2 separate regions of the Mus musculus genome follow, and region 2 is linked to region 1. The links are chromatin loops, found by intact Hi-C in ENCODE. Cell type or tissue: gastrocnemius. All regions are shown on one strand. Each heading gives the region's core, and the rest is flanking DNA. Links, peaks and the distances in the headings are about the cores only.

Region 1 (2,915 bases), core at 188-2,687:
TATCCCAGACTTTCTCTGCTGCAACATTAACCTGTGCATAAACAGCTGCATCAAACTGTAACTGCTGAGCAGTCTCCTGACCCCGCCCCTCTCCTGCTAGCATCTGAAACCTATCGGCTGTGCTTGATTGATCTCAGCAGTGTTTTGACACTGCTCAGCAAATTCTGATTTCCATAATAAAAAATCTACTCCGGCAAACAAGCACACCCTTGCCAGTTGTTACCAATCCCCAGGAGGGAGGGCCTCGGTGGACCATTTACGCGTAGCCTGCGTAAATGGGACTGTGCCCATACTGTGCACAAGCAGTTTTTAATTCCTTTAACTGTTTAAACGGAAGAGGCTGATAAACTCTGACTCCATTACCTTGTTCTATAACTGATAATATAGACTGAAATCTCTGGACATCAGCTCTTCTTCTGGTAGCCTCTTTCAGGGTCAGATGGCTTTCTCACCAGTGCTGCAACTCCACCTCAGAAGGAGGGTCCAGTCCAGCTTCGACACATGGGGTTTTACTGGCTCTCAGCTTAGGAATCCACTCTGATGGTCCCAAGATTTCCCCTTGAGCTTGGCAAGCCTGTAATTTCTGCACTTGCACAGACAGCAAAGTAAAAGCATTTTGCAGCTGTTGGATTTTCTCTGTAACTAACTTGTCCTTGAAAGGAATCTTGAGTTCTTCAGAGGCAATAAGTGGCAAAGAATTCTCCTCCCTATGATATTTAGCCGCTTCCTCTTCCAGCTGCTCAGTCGTTATCATCGTCTCCTCCTCCGGGCATGGTGGCTCAGACACTGCTTCAGTATTCAGAGGCCAGACTGCAAGAGCAGGCACCTTGGCTTTGCCAGAGCATCCTGGATGGGTGCTGCTTCCCTGTAACCCATTTTTGATCCCAGCGGCGGTGCCTCCTCAATGCCTGCCCCAAATGTTCTGGGTTCCCAAATGAAAGACAGGCACAGCCTTTATGTTTTGGTAATGCCTAAAACAGATCAATGACTAGGCCACTTCCTAAGCTCCACATGGCTCATCCACCTCCCTCTGATATTCCCAAGTTATTTCTTACTAAATCCTATATTCCATCTTTGCTGCTGTAAGGCAACCCTCATAGGGCCGCTCTCCCCGATGGCCGCTATGCTCTCTGCCCTGCACCCTCTCAGGCACGGCAGCTTCCCTCCCCCACCTCTCCTGCCATTGCGGATCTCCTTCCTTTCCCTCAGTCCCTCACCCGGGAATCCTAAAGGTCCCGCCTCTGTCTATCCTGCCCAGCCATTGGCTGCCGGAAACTTTATTTACCAATCAGAACCAAATGAGGGCATGGTCCCTTAGTGTCTTACACGTGGATTCTAGTACAAACCCAAAATAACCTGATACACGGAGCCACAGCTAGATTTACTGTACCTTCCTCAGGAAACCAAGGACAACCCCCCCCCCACAAAAGCTAAGAAGTCAGGTGGTTGCCGTTGCCCTTCTTTAGCCCCACGAGTGTGGAGCAGTTTCTTAAGCATTTGTATAGAAAGCATAGGGCCGTTTCCATTTCCCATTTTTGTTTCTTTTTTCTTGTGTTTTCACTTTTTTCGAGTTCCTTTACTTTTCCTGAGCGCCCTTATCTACTCCATCCTGTCTTTGCTCCTGAGAGAGTCTCACCGCACATTCGCCTTTTCTGAGCACTTGCTTTTTCTGGGGTGTCCACCACTTGATCCCCAAACTCTCAGAGCGTCCCTGTTTGAGCGCCACCTGCCGGTGGGAAGTGGAACAGTCCTCTGAGGAGGGAGTGAGGATGATCCTGGGAAAGCCGGAAAGAAGACTCAGAGACAGGAGTTAGAATTGGGAAGGCTGCAGATCACTACCACGTCAGACTTGAGTTTACGGTTCTTGGTCTTTTTATGCTTTACAGCGCGGTGGGAAACAAGGTCATATGCTAGGTTTGTTCCCATCAGGAAGCCTCCCTGCTCCTTTCTATAAATTTAACAGAACGTTCAGCCCCTCTTCCCAGGCCAGGAAACCTGCCAGCAGACGCCGACCTGCCCTGACTCTGCCTGGCAGGCCGACTTTCCCAGAAGCAGACAAATGGCTCCCGACGCTCTCGGGAACCAGATCTTTCAGCAAATAACATTTGATCGTTTTAGCTGTGGTGAGGAGTCTAGCTTATGACCTTGTCTTTGAACACACAGGAGGAAAACAGATCCACCCTTGGCCACAGCCCCCACACTGTGCAAGCAGGAGCCAGTGCCTGTAGCCCTCACTTTCTGCAGTGCGGGCCCTGGGGACTGTTGGTAATAGTGTTCAGCTGTGACTCTGGATAGAACAAGCTCGAGGCTCTGCTTCTGAGTTCCCAGAAGAACCTCCAAGTACAACAGAAGTGCTCTTAATTAACTCCACTTCTGAGTCCACGGAGCCTCGAGTCTCCAGCCCTCTTGGGAGCCGCCTGCTGCAGTCCCGCAGGTGGCCGGCCACTGCCTTGTGTTTCCACTCCTGATACCGAGCTCCAGTCAGTGGTAGCCCACCTCAGATGTCTGGGTGCACCTTCTGCTGCTGATTGTGAGTTTAGAGCCCCAACCACAAAAGGGCCAAGGGTGTGGCTTGAGAGTATAATGTTTGCCTGGTGTTCCTAGCACTTCAGCAGACAGACAGAAAAAGAGATAATTATGCAGAAATTGAAATCAAATGCTTTACAAGGTGGGTTGCTCATCAAAATTGCTTTTAAATTTAACTTGATCATGTCTGCAGAGATGGTTCAGTGTGTATATCACTTGTATAGCTTGGGTCTCAGCACCCACGTCTGTCAGCTCACAACTGCCTATAGCTCTGGCTCCAAGGGACCCACCCAATGCCTTCGTCGTATACAGACAAATAATGAAAAATAAAAGGAAGTCCTTTACTTTTAAATAAAAATTTGATCAGAAAAATTATTAGGTACTGGAGG
Region 2 (2,915 bases), core at 163-2,662, 170 kb before region 1:
TCTCTCTGCATTTTATGTCCTGTTTGTTTTTAAGGGTCAGTAAATGAGTAACCGCGTCACGTCTGCAGGTTGCTGTGCAAATGTTGATACATTTCTCTTCTAACCTTAGTTTTGTTGGGAGAGCTTGACCAGTGGATGACAGCAGGGACAGCATCTTCTTTTCCTCTGTAACCGGCCTTAAGCTGACTCAAGGCACCATTGTCTTAACAATGGACCACTTATCATTCCTTTTCTTAGGATATACTTATTTTTTGTTTTATTAATATAAGTGTTCTGCCCATGTGCTGGTTAGTTTTATATCAACCTGAAACAAGACCAACTCATTTTGGGAAAAAGAGCATTGAAAAAAAAAATGCCCTGACTAGATTGACCTGTGGACAAAGCTATAGTGCATTTTCTTAATTAGTGATTGATGAGGGAGGCCCAGCCCACTGTGGGTAGTGTCAGCCCTGGGCTGGTGGTCCTGGGTTCTATAAGAAAGCAGACTGAGCAAGCCATGAGGAGCAAGTCAGTAAGCAGCACCCCTCGATGGCCACTGCATCAGCTCCTGCCTGCAGGTTCCTGCTCTGTTTGATTTCCTGTCCTGACTTCCTTTGATGAGGAACTGTAATATGGAAGTGTAAGTGAACCCCTTTCCTCCCCAAGTTGCCTTCGATCACGATTTTTCATCATAGTAATAGATACCCTAACTAAGACAGTCCACATGTATGTGTGTGTAACTTATGCATGCATAGGGCCCTCAGAGGCTAGAAGGGGGTATTGTGTCACCTGGAAGTGGAGTTACAGATGGTCATGAGCTGCCATGTAGGGGCTAGGACTCAGGTCCTTTGCCAGATCAGCAAGTGCTCTCAACCACTGATCTGTCTGTTCATTTGGGGTTGTTGTTGTTGTTTTGTTTTGTTTTGTTTTTACCATATGGGCAGAGTGCATCCTAAATTTGTTTTCCCAAAGTAAGTACATTCAAGTGACTATTATTGAAACTAGGAAGTAGAACAGTATCTCTTTTGTGCCCCTGACAGTTGTGCCTTCACCCTGTAGTTACTGTCCCAATGTCTAACAACACACTTCAAGCTTTTCTTAGTTGGGGGATTTTTATATGTATGGAGTTTCACAGTGAATGCCACAGAGCCTAGATTTCTTTCTAAAGAGGTGAAGGAGTTAGGGTGTTGAGCCAAACACATTATATATATGTGTGTGTAAAATTCTCAATGAATAAAAAAGAGTCACTCAATAAACTAGTTCCTTCATTTTTCTTGACATTTAATAATCCTTTATATGAATACCCTGTAGCTTATATATCCAGTCTTTTCATGAGGATCTTTTGGTATTTTTTAATACTTATTTTTAAAAGATTTATTTACTTCTATCTTACATGTATCTTTTGCCAGCATGGGTTCAACCTGTCCATGCAGTACCCGTGGAGGCCAGAAGAGGGCATCAGAAACCTATGGAACTAGAGTTACAGATGGCTGTGAGAATCAAACTCAGGTCCTCTGGAAGAGCAGCCAGTGTTTTTAACCACGGAGCCATCTTTCTAGCCTCTTTTAGGTTAATCATAAACATTCTGGCACATGTGCAGACGTTTCTGTTGAGTTTCTCTGCAGGAAGAGAAATCTGAGGTCACATGTTCACCTTCAGTAGACAAAAATCAGGGCTTCCAATTTGTGTTTCCAACAACAAGACCACACTTCTGTATAGGTCATTTATTTCTGCTGCTAAGATTCAACTAAAGGAGTAGATGTGGACCATGGGTAGACAGCCAGAGGTTCCTTTGTAAATGGCAGGAATATGACCGAGTACAACCAGTGTGCAAATCAGTCCAGAGGCTCTTCAAAATATTAAAGATAGAATTCACATAGGGTCAAGCTAGGACACTCCAGGGTACACAAGCCAAAGAGCCAAAGGCAGATTACTAGGAAGGTCCCTGCAGACCCATGAATGTCAATGCCCATCACTGGAGGACCAACAGATAAAGGAAGTGCTAACTACACACACACATACACACACACACACACACACACACACACACACACGATGGAGTGTTATTCATGTATAATGAATGTAATTGCTTGCTCAGAGATGGATGGAACTGGAGGTCATCGTGTTAAGTGAAATAAGCCAGTCTTACTAAGAGATGCAACGTGTGTGTGTGTGTGTGTGTGTGTGTGTGTGTGTGTGTGTGTGTGCGCGCGCACGCGAGTGTTCCTCCTTTCTGTACAGGATGATGTCAGGGCAACATGAAAGTAAAACATGGACTCCCAGACGAGGAAAGAGGGAGGAAGGCAACAGAAGCAAAGAGCAGTGGATGTGATCAAGAACAATAAGAACACGCATGTGCACAAACGTCCAGAGAGAGCCCTCAGCTTGTGAAATAAATACTCACTAACGGAAGGATCCTAGCCTCACTTATTAGCTGTGAAGGTTGCTCTGGGGAATTTCATGCAACCTCAGATCCCTGACCTGTGAAAGGCCCATAATTGAATGTTCTTGAAAAAAACTCAAGTTAGGTTTTATGCTAAAGGCAACGTGTAGGTCTCTTCCAGTGCCCCTGTAGTCATCTGGCATTAGGGCAGCTTTCTCCTGGCAGTGTTAGCATAAAGGACACCAAGCTGGGGAGGCCTGGGCTACTGTGTTCCTTCTGAGCCTTCCCACAGTCTCTCTGACCCTCGGTTTTTCAAGCTGGGAAATGGAGAGGATAAGACTGCTCCATGGGAATTACAAGGATCTAAAGCTTTCATACAAAATTTAACAATTCACAAAGTTCAGCTTTTCTCTCCTAAGATTTCAGTTCTCTGCCTGTTCCGGTGAACCAGATACTTAGCATATCTAGAATGTCTGTGTGTCACCCTCAGAAGAAAGTTAACTGTTGGGAGAGCAACTGTCAAGCTGGCCTTTGCTGTAACCCTTATTACAAG

What was found. Hi-C counts contacts between places; a loop is a spot of excess contacts. Peaks named below come from ENCODE experiments on the same cell type or tissue, not always from the same donor. Only the 100,000 strongest peaks of a DNase experiment are listed, where the experiment ranks them.
Region 2: a loop joins it to region 1, with 2.1 times the contacts of the local background. A loop is called at or near these places in 10 of 42 quality-filtered maps.

What each region holds. Positions count from the first base shown.
Region 1 is chr7:35,685,742-35,688,656 of GRCm38, reverse strand. It overlaps Dpy19l3 (dpy-19-like 3 (C. elegans)), which reads left to right. Exons shown (of 19, transcript NM_178704.3): 19 at 1-2,915. Among named protein-coding and RNA genes, the nearest start is that of Gm42379, 27 kb to the right of the region's middle. In gastrocnemius, for the core only: a CTCF peak has its summit at 1,726 (motif pointing left); DNase peaks (open chromatin) are centred at 1,218, 1,728 and 1,981; H3K4me3 peaks cover 1,458 bases; H3K27ac peaks cover 1,159 bases.
Region 2 is chr7:35,858,319-35,861,233 of GRCm38, reverse strand. No RefSeq gene overlaps it. Among named protein-coding and RNA genes, the nearest start is that of Zfp507, 57 kb to the right of the region's middle. In gastrocnemius, for the core only: a CTCF peak has its summit at 1,428 (motif pointing right); a DNase peak (open chromatin) is centred at 1,424.